Regions from separate parts of the Homo sapiens genome. Here region 2 is linked to region 1. The links are chromatin loops, found by intact Hi-C in ENCODE. Cell type or tissue: mammary epithelial cell. All regions are shown on one strand. Each heading gives the region's core, and the rest is flanking DNA. Links, peaks and the distances in the headings are about the cores only.

Region 1 (16,765 bases), core at 7,011-12,010:
GAAAAAAAGAAAAACCCCAACTTTTAGCACTGATACTACATATTGCTCTGTTAAAGAATTTTCTCTGCCAAAAAAAAAGAAAAAACAAAAAAACGCTTAAAGCTGGAGTTTGACATTCTGCTTTCAGATGCTGTCTTTTTATTAGTGAGTGATGATGGTTTGCTAATAATCAATAGGTAATAATTTTTTGTAATCCCATCAAGTGGCTCCATATGTTTCTGCTCTCTCGTGACTGTGTTAATGTTTAACTGTTGTACCTTAAAGCCGAAATCAGTAACTATGCATACTGTAACCAAGGTATTGGGCTTACAGAGTTGTTTGTTGTATAAAGAAAATTTTAAATGTTGTTGCAAACTAACGAGTTACACCATTTTAAACTTTCTTTCCTCCCCCCTTTTTTTGCCCACAAATGGTATTATAATGCTTGCTTAGTCAAAGAAGAGAGACTAAACAAGGGTAAAAATTTTAACAGTACAGAATTTGCCATCATATCATTGCCTTGATTCTAACTGTTTGTGTCCTAAGATGCAAAAGAAGTCAGTGGCTTTTAACTGTTTACAAATAGAATGTGATTGTAAAATGTACAGTTTGGTTGTGTTTGAATTATGAAATTTCTTCAGATATAATAAACCATGACTTTTTGGCTGCTCAACATTAATTGTCTCCTTTTTGTGAATTTATTTGTAGGCTCTTTTTTATAATGAAAGTTTCAAAGTTGCTATGTATGAGGGTTCTCATAGAGCAACCGATTAAAAATCTAAGCAAATATTTGAACATTTTATCTGAACTCATCACAATTTCACCCTGAAATAATGTGAGAACAATGGGAAACTGTAGCTTGCTCCTTCCCACCCTCTCTGAGCATCTTTGGGATCTTGTTGCTCAAAACTCTTCTGTGACTTCATCTTCCCCACCATTTGTGCCCATCTCAAGCCTCAGCAAGAAACCATGTGGAACATGAAGCTTAATGACTTGACAGTGTACTAGTGTTAAACTCTCATACCTCTGTTACAAAGCGAGAAACGCCACACCCGGACTGGCCTTTTCTTCCCCCTTCACGGCCCTCGCTTCTCCCTGCAGGAGCTCGGGGGCGAAACCTGTGTATGGATTTCAGTGTATGACTTCAGATCATGCTCCAACTTGCCAGGTGTGAGCTAATGTTGTCGGACACCTTACTATAAGCAAATGTTATTCAGTGCGTTCAATGTATATTGACTTCCATACTGGTTTTTCCAAAAACCAAAGGTAGCTTTGAAAAACCATGTCTGGAAATGTTTGGAGCGTTAAGCTGATTGACCTTCTGACCTTGGGGCTTTGAGTAGTATATAATTCATAACTGCGTTAATTGTATTGTTAAAGTGTTTGGGAGTTTTTTGCGCTTGTTATGTGGAAATAAAGTGTTTGATTTAAAATTTTTTAAAGTGGTTTGGATCTTTGCCTAGTCCTTAAATAAATACAGCTCTATTCCCTAAGCCACCCTTACTTCTCGGTCTTAATCCCGACTGCCAGTGCCTGGATGCTGCCCTTTGTCTGGCACAGACCTGCAGCTGACCATGCTGGGCCCATGGCTCGGGGCTTTCTAGTCACGCAGAGCCACCAAGAGTCAGGGTAAACTTTTTAACACAGGCACTTAACACGTTTTTTCTTTGTTTTCTTTTTTCCTTTTCTCTTTCTACTTTCTTCCTTTTTCTTTTTTCTTTCTTTTTCTTTCTTTTTTTTTTTTTCTTTCGACAGGGTTTCACTCTGGATATCAGTTCACTGTCACCTCTGCCTCCCAGGCTCAAACGGTTCTCGTCCCTCAGCCTCTCAAGTAGCTGGGATTACAGGCACCTATCACCGAATCCGGCTAAGTTTTGTATTTTTAATAGAAATGGGGTTTCACTGTGTTGCTCAGGCTGGTCTCAAATTCCAAAGCTCAAGCGATCTGCCCATCTCAGCCTCCCAAAGTGCTGGGATTACAGGCATGAGCCACTGCGCCTGGCCTCAGGCATTTACACATTTTCAAATATCCCTCCTTGCTCTGCTCCCCTGGGTGTGTTCCCAGCTCTAATGAACCTCAACTTCTCTGCGGTGCTATGCTTTCCACCCTCAAAGACTGGAGGGCAGCTTGCCCTGGACTTCCTTCCCCAGTCAAGAGTAATTAGCTCCTTCCATCATTTCAAGGAACTGTGCTAGGCCACCACATGCTGAATAGGCTCTCTCTAGTCTTTGTAATCCACCTTCTCAGATCGATGATAGTGGCTGAATAAATATTGCAAGGAATAATAGCTGAGCTGTCACCTATTGACACCTGAGGACAGGAGACTGTGGTAGTGCCACACTGTTGGCTTGTGCAGGTGGATGAACCGGGGAATGACGACAAGGTCAAATTGGGGCCCTTGACCCAGAGGATCAAATTCAGGTTGAATGGCATGAAGGTAGGGACTGAGATGAAGGGGGAGTATTTGCATCAAGACTGAGGGATGGCCAAGCATGGTGGCCTCATGCCTGTCATCCTAGCACTTTGGGAGGCCGAGGCAGGAGGATCACTTGAGCTCAGGAGTTCGAGGCCAGCCTGGGCAATATAGTGAGACCCAGTCTCAAAAAGTTGGGGGGATGACAAATTGAGGTTGCACTGAGCAAACCATCTTAACGTTTGGCTAAGGCATCGTTTCCATGCATTGGGACTTAATTGGTTTTTCCTCTTCTCCAAAGTTCAGATCTTTTCCTGCTGACCCTTTGATTTCAAATGTGCAGAGGGGTGTCTCGGAACAAAAGCCAGAACTGGAACCCATATGGACCTTGACAGAGACCAGGCCTTCAGCCCTGGCGGAACTTTGCATGAATAGGTATTTACATGGTCCAACGGGAGGGAGGGTAACGGCATTGGTGTGTTAAGGGTTCTCTACATGCCAGGTGCTTTTTCAAAAGTTTTATTCTGTTTTAAGACAGTGTCACTCTGTCGCCCAGGCTGGAGTGCAGTGGCTCAATCTCAGCTCACTGCAGCCTCAACCTCCCAGGCTCAAGTGATCTACCTCAGCCTCCCAAGTAGCTGGAACTACAGGCGTGCACCACCACGCCCAGCTATTTTTTGTAGAGACAGGGTTTCACCATGTTGCCCAGGCTGGTCTCAAGTGATCCGCCTGCCTCAGCCTCCCAACGTGCTGGGATTACAGGCGTGAGCCACCACGCCCAGCTAAGTTTTTGTTGCTGTTGTTGTTTTTGTTTTTTGTTATTAGAAATGGGGTTTCATCATGTTGCCCAGGCTGGTCTCGAACTGCTGGACTCAAGTGATCCGCCCGCCTCAGCCTCCCAACGTGCTGGGATTACAGGCATGAGCAACCACGCCCAGCTAAGTTGTTGTTGTTGTTAGTAGAGATGGGGTTTCACCAGGTCGCCTAGGCTGGTCTCGAACTCCTGGGCTCAAGTGATCCGCCTGCCTCGGCCTCCTGAAGTGTCGGGATTATAGGTGTGAGCCACCGTGCCTGGCCCTGCCAAGTGCAGTGTTATTTTCAGAGCTTTCCAGCCTGGCCCTAGGAACAGAAAACCACAGTGCCATTTGCACTGGTGGACAGTGTCTCAAGTTGTCCACCAACATACCCCCAAAGCTAGAGGACACAGCATGCGGACCCCCCTGGGATCCAGGGGCAGAGTTTAAAGCTTAAGAATTTTAGGTTAAGCTGAATGTGAATGTTGCATTCTGCTCCACATCTTTTCCTCTAAAAATACGGCTTCAAATAGCCACTTAAATTGCTTTTCTTCAGAAAGTCTGATGCTTCCAGAAGGTGAACCACACCACAGCAGGGTGCAGTCAGGACCCAGTACCACTCTAAGAAGCAGGGCTGAAGAGGTTCCTTAGAGCTGTGCTGACAGATGACAGGTGGCAGGGAGTCCTATTGGCTGAGCCCCGGCAAAGGGGCAAGAGAATGACTCCCACCGGCTGACCCAGCCTTGAATTCAAGGGCCCTGTCGAAGCCCACGGAGACCCCTGTCCTGGCTAACAGTTGACTCCAGGTCGCTCCAGCCTGCAGGGAGAGCAGGACAGCAGTCTGCAATTCCAACCAAGTGATGCCAGGACCTAATCTGCAGACCTGAATCCAGTACATAGACTGTTACAATGTTGCTGCATCCCTGAACCGCCTGGGTTTCTATCGATTTCATAGTGATAAAATCAACTTCTGCGGGGCGTAGAGGCACGAGCCTATAATCCCTGAGGCTGAAGCAGGATTGCTTGAGCCCAGGTGTCTGACACCAACCTGGGCAACATGTTCAACCTGAGACACTCAGATCAAAAATAAATTTTAAAAAAAATTGTTTAATCAACTCCTCCAATTTCTTTATAAAGGAAAGTTGATATCATTACCTTATACAGAAAATCAGTGTCCATATATAAAAGAGAGCTATACAAGAAATAAAAACAAAATGTATTCCATTCTGGGTAGATATACTTATCAAAGGTGAGAAGAGAGGTTAGAAAGGGTTCAGGAGAGGTTAAAGTCGTGCTCTCACCATGTGGAGACTTCCTGCCTGATGGGGTCAGATGTGCTCCAGGGACACTGACACTGCAGAGGGAGAGCTCTACGCATTTGCGATTCTGCCTTATCTAATCAATCCTCTCCTGTACCCGACAGACCCCTCCCTCCCCCAGGAGTGCTGAGCCCGGGCCTTGGGAGGTTTGGGGGTTGGGGGGGCTCTTGCTTTAAGGCTTTGGCTCCATATTCTGTGGAAAGCACCCCTCAACCACTGCCCCCATATCTACAGAGAACTACTGTGAAGACAAGAGGCTGGGAGATGAATGGGGGCAGTGGGACCCCGTGGCACACTGGCAATCCCTGGTCACCCCTGCTCGGAACCCACCAAAGATGGCCTGAGCATTGGCGTAAAATACTCCTTTCTGAGGAGGTGGCGTCCAAGCAGACACCTGAAAGATGGGAAGCAACAGCCCAGCTTGGGGAAAGGACAATTCAGGTAACAGCCCGGAGCCCAGGGTGTCTGAGACAGAGTGGGCAAGGGGGACAGTGAAAGGTGACCACTGGGTCAGGTGCGGTGGCCGTCGGCTGTAATCCAGCACTTTGGGAGGCTGAGAGGAGAATCGCTTGAGCCCAGGAGTTAGAGACCAGCCTGGGCAATAGAGTGAGACCCCCAGAGAAGGAATGAGGGCAGGGCTCCAAGGCTAAGGCCGTGCTACCCAGGCCTGGCTGTCTATTAAAACCACTTGGAAATACCCCAAAGCTCAGGCGCCACCCCAGACAGTCTGATTTAATAGGGCCCCAGCATGTTTTAAAACCTTTACTTTTTTATAGCACGTTACAATTTGCTATCACTTTGTTTTCCTGCTTCATGTCTAAATGCACACGTGCACACGTGTGTGTGCGCACACACACACAATGAATACAAGTAAAACCCGGGACATCTGAATGCAGTCAGTGAACCAGATGACTGTCAGTCTCCTGGTTGTGATATTGTACTATGATAGTTTTTCAAGATGTGACTATTGAGGGGAACTGGGTTGAGAGTACAGGACATCTCTGTATTGTTCCTTATAACCACATGTGAATCTGCAATTATCCCAACACTGTGAACAAAGCTCTTATGTAGTAATGATCATCAAATGATATTTTTGATATAGGAGGTTTTTTTTATTTTTTATTTTTTTGAGACGGAGTCTCACTCTGTCACCCAGGCTGGAGTACAGTGGCTTGATCTCGGCTCACTGCAACCTCCGCCTCCCCGGTTCAAGCTATTCTCCTGCCTCAGCCTCCTGAGTAGCCGGGATTACAAGTGTGCGCCACCACACCCAGCTAATTTTTGTATTTTTAGTAGAGACGGGGTTTCACCATGTTGGCCAGGCTGGTCCCAAACTCCTGACCTCAGGTGATCCGCCCACCTCGGTCTCCCAAAGTGCTGGGATTACAGGCATGAGCCACTGAGCCCAGCCTATCGTAGATATTTTCAATGCTGCTATTCCACAAATGCCAGAGCTCCTGGTTTCCAGGTTTCTAAAAAGTAAAGTAGAACAGATTCTTTGGCCGTTCTAGAGGAATTTTTTTTTTTTTTTTTTTTTTTTTTTTTTGCTGTTTTATGAATGCTTACCTATTTGAATATTGGCAGAGAAGTAAATAAGTTGACAACAAAAAGTTAAAAAAAAAAATCATCTCAGCAAGTGACCCCAAGACCCTTTAGGACCCTGTGCTGTGGTGAGGCCTAGCCATTGATCCCGGGAGGCCCAAGGTGCAGGTTGCGGGGGGTTTTGCCCCAGTTCTGCTGTGGCACCAGAACCCAAGCCCCTTGCCATCATTGCATCTTCTAGAGTCACTGTGATGAAAATGAGATCACGTGATTAAATCTTAAGTGATTAAAATGGACTTTTCAGGCATAAAGTTAAAGGTTATGGGTACTAGCAATGACTACAGGTCGTTATTGCATAAGCAACAAAAGGCCCATTCTTCTCTTTGGGAACTTATTTTTTAGGTACCTGTATTTCATTTTGTTTTTAATTTTTGATTTAATAACATTGTTTGGTTTTATTGGGTTTTTCATCACTCCCTGTTGGATATGGCAAACAATGGTCTGTTAAGGTTTCTTTTTTTTCTTTTTTTTTTTTTTTTTTTGAGATGGAGTCTTCTCTGTTGCCAAGGCTGGAGTGCAATGGTGTGATCTTGGCTCACTGCAACCTCCGCCCCCAGGGTTCAAGCAACTCTCCTGTCTCAGCCTCCCGAGTAGCTGGGATTACGGGTGTCTGCTGCCGCGCCCAGCTAATTTTTGTATTTTTAGTAAAGAGAGGGTTTCACCATCTTGGCCAGGCTGGTCTTGAACTCCTGACCTCGTGATCCACTTGCCTTGGCCTCCCAAAGTGTTGGGATTACAGTCATGAGCCACCATGTCCTGCCAAGTTTTCCTTTTATTTGTTTGTTTGTTTAGAGACAGGGTCTTACTCTGTCCCCCAGGCTGGAGTGCAGTGGCATGATCATGGCTCACTGTAGCTTCGGCCTCCTGGGCTCAAGAGGTCCTGTCACCTCAGCCTCCTGAGTAGCTGGGACCACAGGCACACACCACCATGCCCAGCTAATTTTTTTTTTTCCCTGTAGAAATGAGATCTCACTATGTTTCCCAGGCTGCTCTCGAACTCCTGGGCTCAAGCGATCCTTCCACCTTGGCCTCCCAAAGTGCTGGGATTAGACATGAGCTATCGTGCCCAGCTAGTTTTCCTTTAAATAAATACATTTCTGTTGTATTTTAGAAGAGGGCTAAATTGAAAGAAGCTGTTAGGTAAATAACAGTTGAGGCAACGTGCAGAAACGGCAAAGTTGTGAGTGTCCGAGGTCAGGGAGCATAACAGAGGACGAGATCTTTTCACGTGCTTTTCTTTGCCCTCGGAAGTTGCTACTGGTTATTGGTTAATGTGGTCTTTGGAGTTAGACCAACCTGTTGTCATGGAATGTCTGGCTGTAAGGAGTCCAGGGCTGGTATCCTCGCTCTACTTAAGGACCCAAGACGCCTTCCATCATTGCAACACTGTCTTCATCTGCAGAGGCACAGATATCTCACTTCCACAGTCACATCCCAGCCAGTGGAGAAAGAGAGGGATGGGGAGAGCATGCTCCTCCCCACTAAGGGCATGACCCCCAGCTATGCTCACATGCCATTGGGCAGAAGAAAATCACATGAGCAGGAAGGCTGCAACTCATAGTCTTTATTCTGAATGTCTTGTCCCCAGCTTAGATGTGACACTTCTGCTATTGGGGAAGAAGGAGAGACTGGATATTGGGGAACAACTAGTAGTGCTGGTTCTAAGAAGGGAACAGTTAAATAAACTATACTTCATCCGGAAGCCGGAATGTTTAGCCACTAAGACAATGAGATAGATCTATATAAACGGCTATCAAGAGGTGTCTTTTTTTTTTTTTGAAACAGGGTCTCACTCTGTCACCTAAGCTGGAGTGCAGTGGTGCAATCTCAGCTCACTGCAGCCTCAACCTCCCAGGCTCAAGTGATCCTCCCACCTCAGCCTCCCAAAGGGCTGGGATTACAGGCGTGAGCCACCACGCCCAGCCTGCTTGAACGGTCAAACCTAACTGGATGCCAGGAAGCAAGGAGAGCCGGGTGATATCACCTGAAACCCACAGCAATCAGCTTCATGGAGCACCGAGCACAGTCAGGAGGGGTAGAAAAGGGATCCAAGGTGGGTGACGTGCTTGAAGAGCGAACATTAACCAACCCCTCTAGGAGGGTGTGGAGCAGGAACTGGAAGGGTCTGGGCCTTGAGGCTAGCTGGGAAACTAATTTGGAAGTTGAGACAAGAATTTATAAAAGCCGGAATCAGGGCTGTAGCATAGAGATGCGAGGAAGAGCTAAATGCATGAAGAGCCAATGAGATGGATGCTAGGGTCTGTGGAGAGTGAAGGAGAGGAGTCTAGGACAATCTCACGTTTCTGACTTGGTGAACCACTACTAGCTAAGGGAGAGGACCCTGGAGGATAAGAGTGGGTTTCCTGGTGCAGGGAGTGGCAGGTGGGTGTGCAATATGATGTATCAAGGAGCCTGGGAAACAGCCCAGTGGAGCTGTCCAGTTGACAGCTGCTTTTAAGTGGTGAGGACACTATATTTTTTCACCACTGTATCCTTAGCACCTAGCTCAGAGCACTGAAAATATTTGTTGGATGCATGGATGAATGGATGGATGGACAGACAGATGAACAGACGGATGGACAGATGGACGGATGGATGGATGGATGGTTGGACAGATGGATGGACGGATGGATGGATGGACAGATGCAGGGATGGATGGATGGATGGATGGATGGATGGATGGATGGATGCATGGATGGATGGATGGATGGATGGATGGACGGATGCATGGATGGACGGATGCATGGATGGATGGATGGATGAATGGATAGATGGCTGGATGGTTGGATGGATGCATGGATTGACGGATGGATGGATAAATGGATGGATGGATAAATGGATGGATAGATGCATGTTTAAGGAAGAAACCAATAATAGAGATATCAATTTGGGGTTTGTAAATCACAGGTGATGGCTGAGGCATGGAAATGGGTAAGCATGTAGAATGAGGGCTCAGGAAATATCATAATTTGAGAAGAAGAAAGGAGACTAGAGATCTGAGCAGGAAGAGTCAAAGATTCAAAGAGGCATTGATGAGGTGAGGGTTGGGCATGGACAACATGAGAGAGTGGAGTCTCAGATCTGGGGAGAGGGGAAATTTCAGGGAAGGAGAAAGCCATGGTCTGAAATGCTGCCTGTCAAGAAATCTATGGGGAAAGCCATGCATGGTTCTGTGACAGTGGAGATCATTTTTGGGGTAGAGGCAGACGCCAGGTCCCAGTGGGGTGAGGGGTTAATGGATAATGGAGATGAAGGTGGTGGTGTAGATTGGATTTCCCAAGAATCACATTCTGAGGTGCAGATCTGAGTGGAGGTGGCTTATTGGAAAATATCCTCAGAGTACATTGATAAGGGAGGAAGGGAGGCAGGACAGGGCAGAGGGAGAAGTTGAGCTGCAGTGAGGTCGCAACAGAGGCCTCAGCCAACCTCTCAGGGAGCTGTGCAGCTGGGATGTCCCTCAAATATGCTCTGCACCCAAGGAAGGACAGGGACCACCCCACTGACCAAGCACTGGATTTAGGCTGTGGATTTAGGGGAATTGTCCTTCCTCTGGCTAAGGACAATTCCTTTTGGGGAGACTCAGCTGGGAGCTGGCTGCCACACTCTCCCAGCAGTCAGGCAGTGAATGCCTCCACCCTGCAAGGAGGTCGGGTGCGCCCCACAGGGAGTGGCAAGTGTAAACTGTCAGGAACTGATCAGTGGAGGGAAAGAAGGGAAGCCAGTGCAGCAGCTAGAGGGAGACAGAGGTCAGAAAAGCCTTTGTGTGTAGCTCTAGTTCATAGTTTGAGAAACACTGCAGTGTGATCTTAGGCTGGGAGAAGAAGCCCCTAGAGAGTGAGAATGAAGACCCAAGAGTGAGGATAGACCTGCCACACTTTCTGTTTAACCCCCAGAGCTTAGAACACTGCCTGGCACACATTTGCACTTAAGAAATATCTGCGGAATGGCTGAATCCAGGAGTACATTCCAGACATTTTAACACTGAATAGCAGAAACAGAGTGCCGATATTTAGCTCCATGAAGAAATACATACGCATTTAAATATAGGAATGTACTTGAAGTTGGGCACAGTGGCTCACACCTGTAATTCCAGCACTTTCGGAGGTCAAGGCAGGAGGATTGCTTGAGTCCAGGAGTTAGAGATCAGCCTGGGCAACAGAGTGAGATCCCCATCTCTACAAAAACTACAAAAATTAGCCAGATGTGGTGGTGCACACCTATAGTCCAAGATACTTGGGAGGATGAGGTGGGAGGATGGCTTGAGTCTGGGAGGTCAAGGCTGCAGTGAGCTATGATTTTGCCACTGCACTACAGCCTGGGCAACAGAGCAAGACCCTGACTCTTTCAAAAAAAAAAAAAAAAAGTACTTATAAGGGGAACCAAGACACTCAAATACTGCCACACCACCGTTATAATCTGTAGTGCATTCACAATTTCATGGAAGCCCACAGAAGCCAAGAAATTCCCTCCAGCCCCTAATCCTCCATCTCAACTTCAACCACGGCTTCTTTCATGTAATGTTGGTCCATGTTTTTCCATAAGAACCCATTTATATAAAGACTTTTATGATTCCTTAAAACAACTTTGTTGAGGTAGAAATGACATGATAAACTACACATACATGTACAATTTGAAGAGTTTTGACACAGGCATAACCGATGAAACCATTACAGGAGAACGAACATACCCATCTGTATTAGTCCATTTGCACACTGCTGATAAAGACATACCCGAGACTGGGTAGTTTATAAAGGAAACAGGTTTAATGGACTCACAGTTCCACATGGCTGGGGAGGCCTCACAATCATGGCAGAAGAGCACAGAGACATCTTACATGGCGGCCGGCAAAGAATGAGAACACAGTGAAAGGGGGAACCATATAAAATCATTAGATCTCGTGAGACTTATTCACCACCTCGAGAACAGTATGGAGGAAACTGCCCCTGTGATTCGATTATCTCCCACCAGGTCCCTCCCACAGCACATGGGAGTTATGAGAGCTACAATTCAAGATGAGATTTGGGTGGGGACACAGCCAAACCATATCACCATCGCCCCGAGAAATTTCCTTCTTCCCCTCTGTGACCCCTCCCTCCTGCCTTTCCCATCCCCAGGCAAACATATATCCATCACAAGAAATTTGTTCCCGGATTCTACATTTGTATGTAAATGAATCAGAGTATGTACTTTTTGTGTGTCTGGCTTCTTCCCTTGGCAAAATTATTTTGGAATTTTTTTTTTTTTTTTGAGACAGAGTTTCACTCTTGTTGCCCAGGCTGGAGTGCAATGGTTAATTTTGTATTTTTAGTAGAAATGGGGTTTCTCCATGTTGATCAGGCTGGTCTCGAACTTCCGACCTCAAGCGATCCATCCGCCTTGGCCTCCCAAAGGACTGGGATTACAGGCGTGAGCCACTGCGCCTGGCCTGTTTTTTACGTTTGAAAGTATCTAACAGAGAAAAGCCTCAAGAGAGTGCTTTGTTCACAATTCTGTCCTGTTTGTGCTTTTTCTCAGTAGTTTAGACACACACATAGAAGAATTATATTTATTAGCTGGGCTTGGTGGTGTGCACCTGTAATCCCAGCTACTCGGAGGCTGAGGCATGAGAATCACTTGAACTCGTGAGGCAGAGGTTGCAGTGAGCCGAGATGGTGCCACTGCACTCCAGCCTGGGCAACAGAGTGAGATTCTGTCTCAAAAAAAAAAAAAAAAAGAGAGAGAGAGAAGAAGGATTATATTTAATTGAAATTCTCATAATAACCAGGTTGATGGCAAATGGGCTGTTAGTCAAGCTGGAGGGCTCCAGAGAAGGATTTACCTTTGTTAGCAGACAGTTGCTTTGAATTCACGTTTCTTCCTGGAGGGTTTTAGCAACTTCTGAGTGGGAATGGGAATGGGAGAGTTTGAAGGTTTTTCCTTCCAGTTCCCTGGACTCTGGAGACGGTACCTCACAGGGAGACGCTATGGGTCAAAGGGCAGTATTTTCTGTAAAGGGCCAGGTAGTAAATATTTTAGGCTTTGCAGGCCATGTGGTCTCTGTCACAGGTATTCAGCTCTACCATTGTTGCACAAAAAGAGCCAGAGATGACAGGTAAACAAATGAACATGGATGTGTTCCAATAAAACTTTATTGATAAAAACAAGCAGTGGGCCAGATCCGGCCTGGCAGATGGAGAGAATGGTTTGCTCGCCTTTGCTTTAGTCAATGGAATGTCACTAAAGCCTCCCCTCTACTATTTATTATGGATGTGGGTGATTATGATAATGAAAGTTGTAGAATTTAGACGACATTAGAGACGATGATATAATATGTAACCCATGAAATATTTGAGGTTGGGCATTGTGGCTCAGGCCTGTAATCCCAGCACTTTGGGAGGCCGAGGCGGGTGGATCGTTTAAGCCCAGGAGCTTGAGACCAGCCTACGCAACATAGAACCTGTCTCTACAAAAAAATTAAAAAACTAGTCAAGTGAGTTGGCGCACACCTATAGTCTCAGCTACTCAGGAAGCTAAAGCAGGAGGATCGCTTGAGCCCAGGAGGTCGAGACTGCAGTGAGCTGTGAGCATGCCACTGCACTCCAGCCTGGGTGACAGAGCAAGATCCTGTCTCAAAACAAACAAACAGAAACAATCAGGGCTGGGCGCGGTGGCTCACACCTGTAATCCCAGCACTTTGGGAGGCCTAGGTGGGTGGATTACCTGAGGCCAGAAGTTTGGGACCAGCCTGGCCAACATGGTGAAACCCCATCTCTACTAAAAATACAAAAATTACCCAGGCGTGTTAGGGGGCACCTGTAATTCCAGCTACTCGGGAGGCTGAGGCAGGAGAATCGCTTGAACCCGGGAGGCAGAGATTGCAATGAGCAGAGATCGCGCCACTGCCCTCCATCCTGGGCAACAGAGCAAGACTCCGTCTCAAAAACGAAACAAAAAAAACAAAAAACAAAAAAAAAAACAATCAAGACAATTTGCTTCTTAGAGCCAGGCTTGCATTAAGGTCTAGGCTGTAGCCACATCAACAGACACCATGAGAACAGACATTTCCTAAGGTGTAGCCAACAGGTCCCATATCTGCCTTCTCTGTTTTATTCTAACTCCCCGTGGGCTTTGGCTATGTGGGGACAGGAAGGCCCTGGGACTGAAAACCAGATGCTTTTCACTATCAGGTGATCATCCTGCTGGGCAAAACACCTGCAAGATGCAGCGACCAACCCCGGATTCAGAACAACTTCAACAGGTGGCAATTTATGATCTGCTCCCTACTAGGAATACGGAAGATGGTCATTAAAATAGTAGCACACAGTTATTTAGCACTTACGGAAGAAAGCTCAACAGTTTACAGGTGTTACCTCATTGAAGGCTCGCCACTATTCTGTGAAGGAGGTGTTGTTATTTCTCCCTCGTTTAGCGGATAATGAAGCAGATTTGCAGAGGTGAAGTAACTTGCCCACGTCACACACCTACTGAGCCGTGAAGTCTAAAGACAAAGCGTGTGTCTCTGCAATGCTGCAAAAGAGTCAGAATATGTTCTGTGTGGCTGGGCGTGGTGGTCCATGCCTGTAATCCCAGCACTTTGGGAGGCTGAGGTGGGCAGATCACTTGAGGTCGGGAGTTCGAGACCAGCCTGACCAACATGGTGAAACCCCTGCTCTACTAAAGACACAAATATTAGCCAGTGTGGTGATGTGTACCTGTAATCCCAGCTACTTAGGGGACTGAGGCAGGAGAATTGCTTAACCCAAGAGGCAGAGGTTGCAGTGAGCCAAGATTGTGCCACTGCACTCCAGCCTGGGCTACAGAATGAGACCCTATCTTAAGAAAAAAAAAAAGGTGTTCTGTGTGTCTTTCCTGTGCTGAGACTGGAGTAGCTGTATCCTTCTAGAGCAAGACAGCAGGGTCCTAATAGCAAAGTTTACCCAGCCCTTATCATGAGCAGCCACACTTGGAAACAATGTGCATGAATGTTTTAGGGTGAAAGCCTGCACTGTTGTAACAAGTGACTCAGCAATAACACGGCTAAAATAAGGAAATTCATTCTGTTCCATGTCTCGGTCCACGGGGAGGCTCCAAGTCAGTGGCTTCTCTGTTCCAACAGGAACCCAGGCTGCTAGCAGCTCTACTGTTTTCCTTACACACAGCCTGCAAGGGGACTCAGTCACCATCCTGACCAAAAAGAAGTCAGAAAGGAGGGGAAGACAAGGGCAGGGAGCTCCCTCTTAATCACGGGAGGCAGAAATTGTGTGAATCACAGTCCCTTTCATTCCACTGGCAAGAGTTAGCCACAGCTAGACACAAATCGGGGCTGCCCAGTGCAATCAGCCTTGTGCCCAGGAAGGGAGGAGGGCAGGTTTTGCTGGCCATTTCCCACCCCAGAGCATTATTTTATTTAATCCTTATAGCAGCCCTAATTATTTGACAAATGGGTAGACTGACACACAGGGCAGTGAATGGGGATACTTACCATAAGTCACGAAGTCAGTAGAGCCAGGATTTAGCTAAACACTGAAGGCAGAGCCCAGGTACTTACCTACATGCCATGCAACTGCCCCCGCGCTGGAACTTGCCACAAATGCCCATGACAGTGGGTTATCAGTAAAGTCACCTGCTATAACCCAGATTTGTGCTGCTGGAAGTTTTTGGTCAACAGGCTTCCACGGGATCTTGTTCCACTCCAGTAATCTCCAAGTGTCTTGAAGTCACACTCCAAATTTTAACCTCTCTGCCATGGTTGACCTACTGTTAAAGTGTTTAATGATTAATTTTTAAAGACCTTGTTGATTCATTAACAATCTACTATGTACTATGCACTAACTGGCAAGGTTTATTGAGATATAAACAGCTTGTACCCCAACAGAATCTACTGCCATAAATAGGCTTTCCGGTAAGGGTCTATTTTCATCAGAAGACACCTTTTAACCGATTATGTGGCTTTCGGTTTAGACATAATGTTTACAAGAGTTTTCCTAGGTACACAGGCTCATACAAGTTGGCCATAGAGCACAAGTTCTAAAACTGGTCACAGACCTCTTAACACCAAGGACTCCAAGGACCTTTTGTTATGTGGATGATAGCTATAGATATTTATCATATCAGACATTTAAATTAATAAACAATTATAAATATGTACTGCTTTTTTTTTTTTTTTTTTTTTTTTTGAGATGGAGTCTCCTAATGTTGCCCAGGCTGGAGTGCAGTGGCACGATCTTGGCTCACCGCAACCTCCACCTCCTGGGTTCAAGTGATTTTTCAGCCTCCCAAGTAGCTGGGATTACAGGTGCGCACCACCACGCCTGGCTAATTTTTGTATTTTTAGTAGAGATGGGTTTTCACCATGTTGGCCAGGCTGGTCTTAAACTCCTGACCTCAGGTGGTCTGCCCCCCAAAGTGCTGGGATACAGGCGTGAGCCACCATGCCTGGCCCACGTACTGCTTTTTTAAAGAATAATAAATCCACTGCATGTTAAATAATTTTTTATTTTTTAAAAATCCCATATTTTCCCAAAAGATTTATTGGAAACAGTGGCATCGTTTTATGTTTTTACAAATCTTTTTAATGCCCAGTTTAAGAGAAGACAGCTGGAATCTCATATTTGTTTCTATATTCAGTCTGTTACTACATCTCATGCCACTTAGTCTCTGGAAAACTACACTGGACTTTCATGAATAGAGAAAAAAAAACCTTAGTATTAAGAAGTGGGCTGGCACAGTGGCTCATGCCTGTTATCCCAGCACTTTGGGAGGCCAAGGCGGGCAAATCACCTGAGGTCAGGAGTTTGAGACTAGCCTGGCCAACATGGTGAAACCCTGTCTCTACTAAAAATACAAAAATTAGCAGGGCATGATGGCAGGTGCCTACACTCCCAGCTACTTGGGAGGCTGAGGCAGGAGAATCGCTTGAACCCAGGAGGCGGAGGTTGCAGTGAGCCGAGATTGTGCCACTGCACTCCAGCCTGGAAAAAATAACAAACAAGAAAAGAAGAAGGAGAAGGAGAAGGAAAAGGAGAAGAGAAAAGAGGAGGAGGAGGAGGGGAGGAGGGGGAGGGGGAGGGGGAGGAGCAGCCTCGACCTCCTGGGTTCAAGTGATCCTGCCTCCTCAGCCTCCTGCGTAGCTGGGACTACAGGTGCACACCACCACACCCAGTTTTTTTTTTTTTTTTTTTTTCCTAATTTTTGTAGAGACAGGGTTTCACCATGGTGCCTAGGCTGGTTTCAAACTCGTGGGCCCAAGTGATCTGCCCACCTCGGCCTCCCACAATGCTGGGATTACAGGTGTCAGACACCATGCCCAGCCCCATCTCTGGGTTCTTAACCCACACAGTCTCCTGCAGCTACTGTGGATGAAAAGCAAGCCAGGTTTGTGAGAACCGTGACTCTTGGGAGATAGAAACAAAACCAGAGAGAGAGAGAGAGAGGGAGAGAGAGAGAGAAAAACTGTAGTTTTCCCTCTTTGAAGCCACACTAAAGAGCAAGAATAAGCCTTGAAATCCTCAGAGTCAACTAAATGCCAGGTAGGCAGCTCATGGTTAACTTAGGGGATTTTGGGAGAGCTAGGGAGGAAACTGATTGCTCAGAGAGACTGAGACTTGCCCAAGGGCTCACTGTTGCTAAGTCAACAAATGTATCTTGTCTTAACAGGGACTCTTTCTCCCAGGCTTGC
Region 2 (5,000 bases), core at 1-5,000, 300 kb after region 1:
GAAAGAAAACTGGAGTGTGGTCTTTGGCTCCTGGGCTTAGGTTTTTTTTTTTTTTTTTTTTTTTTTTTTTTGAGACAGTCTTGCTCCTCTGTTGCCCAGGCTGGAGTACAATGCCACAATCTTGGCTCACTGCAGCCTCCACCTCCCGGGTTCAAGCGATTCTCCTGCCTTAGCCTCCTGAATAGCTTGGACTACAGGTGCACACCACCATGTCTGGCTAATTTTTGTATTTTTAGTAGAGACGGGGTTTCACCGTGTTGGCCAGGCTGCTCACAATCTTCTGACCTTGTGATCTGCCTACCTCGGCCTCCCAAAGTGCTGGGATTACAGGCGTGAGCCACCGTGCCTGGCCTCCTGGGCTTAGATTTTAATAGCCAAACCGTTTCCCTACAAAGTCCTCACTAATTGGCCGGGCATGGTGGCTCACACTTGTAATCCCAGCACTTTGGGAGGCTGAGGTGGGCAGATCACTTGAGGTCAGGAGTTAGAGACCAGCCTGGCCAACATGGTGAAACCCTGTCTCTGTTAAAAACAGAAATTAGCTGGGTGTGGTGGTGGGCACCCGTAATCCTAGCTACATGGGAGGCTGAGGCAGGAGAATTGCTTGAACCCAGGAGATTGTGGTTGCAGTGAGTCGAGATCATGCCACCGCACTCCAGCCTGGGCGACGAGTGAGACTTCGTCTCTTAAAAAAAAAAAAAAAAAAAGTCCTCACTAATTGCATTTTTTTTTTGTAGGTTTGTACAGATTTTGCTTGGTTCTTCTGTCAGGTCCGTCATGTGACAGTAATGGGAACGTGCATTTCTCCAGATTTTTTGCGGATGTTGACCAAGACCCACTTATCTGTTTTGTCCCCTAATCAGTTCACCTGATATGAAGGTCTTTGGTCATCAGAGCTCTCAACCCTTCTCTTATTGAAGTGAGAAATCAGTGACTTCAACAGAGTGTGGGTATTTCTTTGCCTCTGCATTCTCTTCTCAAGATATAATCACTAACATCATGAAGTGTTTTTACATATATGACCTCATGAATTAACACGAGAACTCTGTAAGGGTGTTTTACACAGATGAGGGAAATGAGACTGCAAGATTGTCTTCCAGGATCCTGCAGCCAGAGGCTCTGGGGCAGGGATCAAGCATTGTTATCTGCCCATTAAACTCCGGATTTCTTCCTCTTTCCCCTGCACACAGCCTCTGTGGTTTTTCAGGAGGGTGACCTTCCCTTTTCTGTAGATCTGTTGTATCTTTGTTTTTCCGTCATTGTTATTTTTGAGACAGAGTCTTACTCACTCTCTCACCCAGGCTGGAATGCCATGGTGTGATCTTGGCTCACAGCAACCTCCACCTCCCGGGTTGAAGCAATTCTCCTGTCTCAGCCTCCCCAGTAGTTGGGATTACAGGCGTTCACCACCATGCACAGCTAATTTTTGTATTTTTAGTAGAGCTAGCATTTTACTGTGTTGGCCAGGCTGGTCTTGAACTCCTGGCCTCAAGTGGTCCACCTGCCTTAGCCTCCCAAAGTGCTGAGATTATGGGTATGAGCCACTATGCTCGGCTGACCTGTTGTGTTTTTGTAATGAGTTGTCCCATGGTGTGGTGTGAGGAACCAGAGCACAGTACAGTGTGAGAGAATGTGCTATGTCAGTGTTAACAGGCCGCTGGAGAGATCCTGCCATTGGACCTGAGACCCCGTTGACTTGTCACGCAATTTGTTTTTTTTCTCCCGTCTTGTAGATGGATTAATAATTAATAAATCTGAGCCTCTTATTTATGAGCAAAGTAACCTGAGGCTTACGTACCCCTCCTAAGAAAAAGGCAGTCAGTCAGTAGTGAGGAAGGAAGACTGTATAGTGTCTGAAAGTTCTTTGTGGAAATGTTTTGGTTTTGATTGGTAATTATATTGGGCTGAAGGCCTTTTTTTGGTCTGAAGTTTCTTTTAAAATATATATCTATATATATATATATAACATTTGTTTGCTTTTTTAGAGCAGGTGTTACAAACTGTAGCCCAGGGCCAAATCTGGCCCACAGCCTGTTTTTGTAAATAAAGTTTTATTGGAAGGCAGCCACTCCCATTTGTTTGCATATTGTGCTTCAGCAGCCATATGACAATTATAACAGCAGAGTTGAGTAGTTACAACAGAGACCATCTGGCCTGCAAAGGCTAAAATATTTACTTTCTGGCTCTTTACAGAAGCAGTTTGCCAATCTCTGTTTTAGAGGTATGTGTGTGTCTCTAAAAGTGTAGCGAAAACATTGTCTGTGGGTCTTAGTGTCTCATGCACCTTCCAGCCGGAATGGTTCCTAGGTTGCACCAGCAGAGGTTTAGCTGTGAGTCATGGGTGTGAGCTTATTCCATAAAATCTCAGGAGCCCAAGACTGTACAGTTAAAGACTCCCATCTGCTGGCAGTGAGCAGGAACAGGACAAAGAAGAGTTAGTCTTGTCACAAAAAAGGAATAAAGGGGCCAGGTGCAGTTGGTCACGCCTGTAATCCCAGCACTTTGGGATGCCGAGGTGGTTGAATTGCTTGAGCTCAGGAGTTTGAGACCAGCCTGGGCATCATGACAAAACCCCATCTCTACAAAAAATAAAAAAATCAGCCAGGCATGGTGGTGCACACCTGTGGTCCCAGCTACTTGGGAGGTGGAGGTGGGAGGATCACCTGAGCCCCGGAGGTCGAGACTGTAGTGAGCCAAGATCGTGCCACTGCACTCTAGCCTGGGTGTCCAAGCGAGATGCTGTCTCAAAAAAAAAAAAAAAAAAAAAGGAAAGGAATAATGGGTGAGTGAAACCCTTTAAGGGGCCTCCATTTCTTGGTGTCTCCAGAATTCTGTTTCCATGGAACCAATGGATCCCTACAGCCTACTTTTCTCCATCTCCCTGTGGAGGGAAGCAGGGTCAATTTTGGCAGTCTGTGAGGTGGTCAGCCATGTCGAGTCCCCTTTGGGTGCCCCATTCCTCCTGCCCTGTGGCAGCTGTTCCCAGTCTCGGTGTCTTCCATACCAGTCAGTTGCATGCAGGCTATTTGGAGTGAAATATCAAAAGGGCCATCAAGAATCACAGAAGAAGAAGTTGAAGCATCACTTGTCACAGCCATTTTGCCCCTTTCTCAAGAAACAGGATATCTTTTTTTTTTTTTTAAGTTCTGGGGTACATGTGCAGAATGTGCAGGTTTGTTACATAGGTACACACATGCCATGGTGGTTTACTGCACCCATCAACCCGTCAGAGTCTCACTCTGTTGCCCAGGCTGCAGTGCAGTGGTGTGATCTCAGCTCACTGTAACCTCTGCCTCCAAGGTTCAAGCGATTCTCCTGCCTCAGCCTTCCGAGTAGCTGGGATTACAGATGCGCACCACCGTGCCTGGCTATTTTGTAGAGATGGGGTTTTACCATGTTGGCCGGGCTGGTCTTGAACTCCTGGCCTCAAGTGATCCACCACCCTCAGCCTCCTAAAGTGCAGGGATTACAGATGTGAGCCACCGCGCCCCACAGGATGTCTTTCTTAAGCGCTCCGGGTGTGCCTTTTGTAAGCTTTCTCTGCTCTGACTTCTTATTCAGAAGTTTTACAAGGTTCTAATGCATGGGAAAGCTCTTTAAAAAGGAAGAAGTCCCATAAGAGCTGCAGGGCACTATGCTGTCTTTCATTTATATACCTTTAATTGTTCTCATTGTCTTCTGGAATTTTAGGTGATCCTTAACTTCCCATATGCTGTCAGTAAAAGTTCTTAAAAGGTGTTGTAGAAATTGAAATTCCTAGTGAAAGTTATTTCCATATCCCCCTACCCATACCAATTCTCCTGCCTCAGCCTCCCGAGTAGCTGGGATTACAGGCACCTACCACCATGCCCAGCTAATAGTTTGTATTTTTAGTAGAGACAGGGTTTCAGTGTTGGCCAGGCTGGTCTCGAACTCCTGACCTCAGGTGATCCACCTGCCTCAGGCTCCCAAAGTGCTGGGATTACAGGCGTGAGCCACTGCACCTGGCCCCCCTCAAGTATCTTGAAATAGCTTCTGCATAACCCTACCCAGCAGGCATGGGCTATACCTCTAAGTGTGATCAGCTCAGATTCATGAGCCCAAGTCTCCTTGGATGGCTTTTTCTTTTTTTTTCTTTTGTGACAGGATCTGGCTCGGTCTCCCAGGCTGGAGTGCAGTGATATGATCTCAGCTCACTGTAGCCTCCTCCTCCCAGGCTCAAGCCATCTTCCTAACTCAGCCTTCCAAGTAGCTGGGGACTACAGGTGCAAGCCACCATGCCTGGCTAATTTGTATTTTTGGTAGAGATAGGGTCTTGCTGTGTTGCCCAGGCTGGTCTCGAACTTCTGGGCTCACGCACTCCTCCTGCCTGGGCCTCCCAAAGTGCTGGGATTACAGGTGTGAGCCACTGTACTTGGCGTCCTTTTTTGTTTTAAAAAGATAAATCCCAGCCTGGGTCCCCTGGGATTCCAGCAGAGGACTGGTCTTTATGTGGGAGGGTGCTGTATCTTTCAGCCCTGATGTTTGCTCTTAAGGGTCATTCACCTACTAGGATATGGTTACTGGTGATTTCTGCCCCCATCATGCTGTCCACAGGAGGTCTGCTATGCCGCACTCACCCCCCCGGGATTCATCTGTCCCTCTATACCTGTGCTCCATCTCTTGTTACTGTCTCCATGAATGGTTCTCTTACCTGCCCAGTTGCTCCAGTCAGAAACAAGGTGTCACCCTAACTTTCCTTTTCCTCCATCCCATCCTCTACCAGCGAAGCCATCACCAGGTTCTGGATGTCAGCAGTCTTCTTTGTTTTAAAAAAGTAGTTCTGTATTTCTGGGATAAGTGGAGAGGGGGAGAGGCTGGGCAGGTGGGCCAGGCTATAGAGTGCCTTGTTTCTTGCTGAGTTTTAGCAGTGTGCAGAGCTGCAGAAGGCCACCTGCAGTAGATAGTGCAGTACACAGCAGCGTGCAGCTTTGAGACACCAGAGGGGGTGCTGGGACAGTCTGGGCTGGAGGTGACAGAGC

The links. Peaks named below come from ENCODE experiments on the same cell type or tissue, not always from the same donor. Only the 100,000 strongest peaks of a DNase experiment are listed, where the experiment ranks them.
Region 2: a loop joins it to region 1, with 19 times the contacts of the local background. A loop is called at or near these places in 2 of 110 quality-filtered maps.

What each region holds. Positions count from the first base shown.
Region 1 is chr16:24,824,807-24,841,571 of GRCh38, forward strand. It overlaps TNRC6A (trinucleotide repeat containing adaptor 6A), which reads left to right. Exons shown (of 25, transcript NM_014494.4): 25 at 1-1,412. Among named protein-coding and RNA genes, the nearest start is that of SLC5A11, 13 kb to the right of the region's middle. RefSeq lists an enhancer at 9,702-9,996. In mammary epithelial cell, for the core only: a CTCF peak has its summit at 9,839; no DNase peak of the experiment used is centred there.
Region 2 is chr16:25,133,345-25,138,344 of GRCh38, forward strand. All of the region lies in intron 3 of LCMT1 (leucine carboxyl methyltransferase 1), which reads left to right. Among named protein-coding and RNA genes, the nearest start is that of LCMT1-AS2, 13 kb to the right of the region's middle. In mammary epithelial cell, for the core only: a CTCF peak has its summit at 2,399 (motif pointing left); no DNase peak of the experiment used is centred there.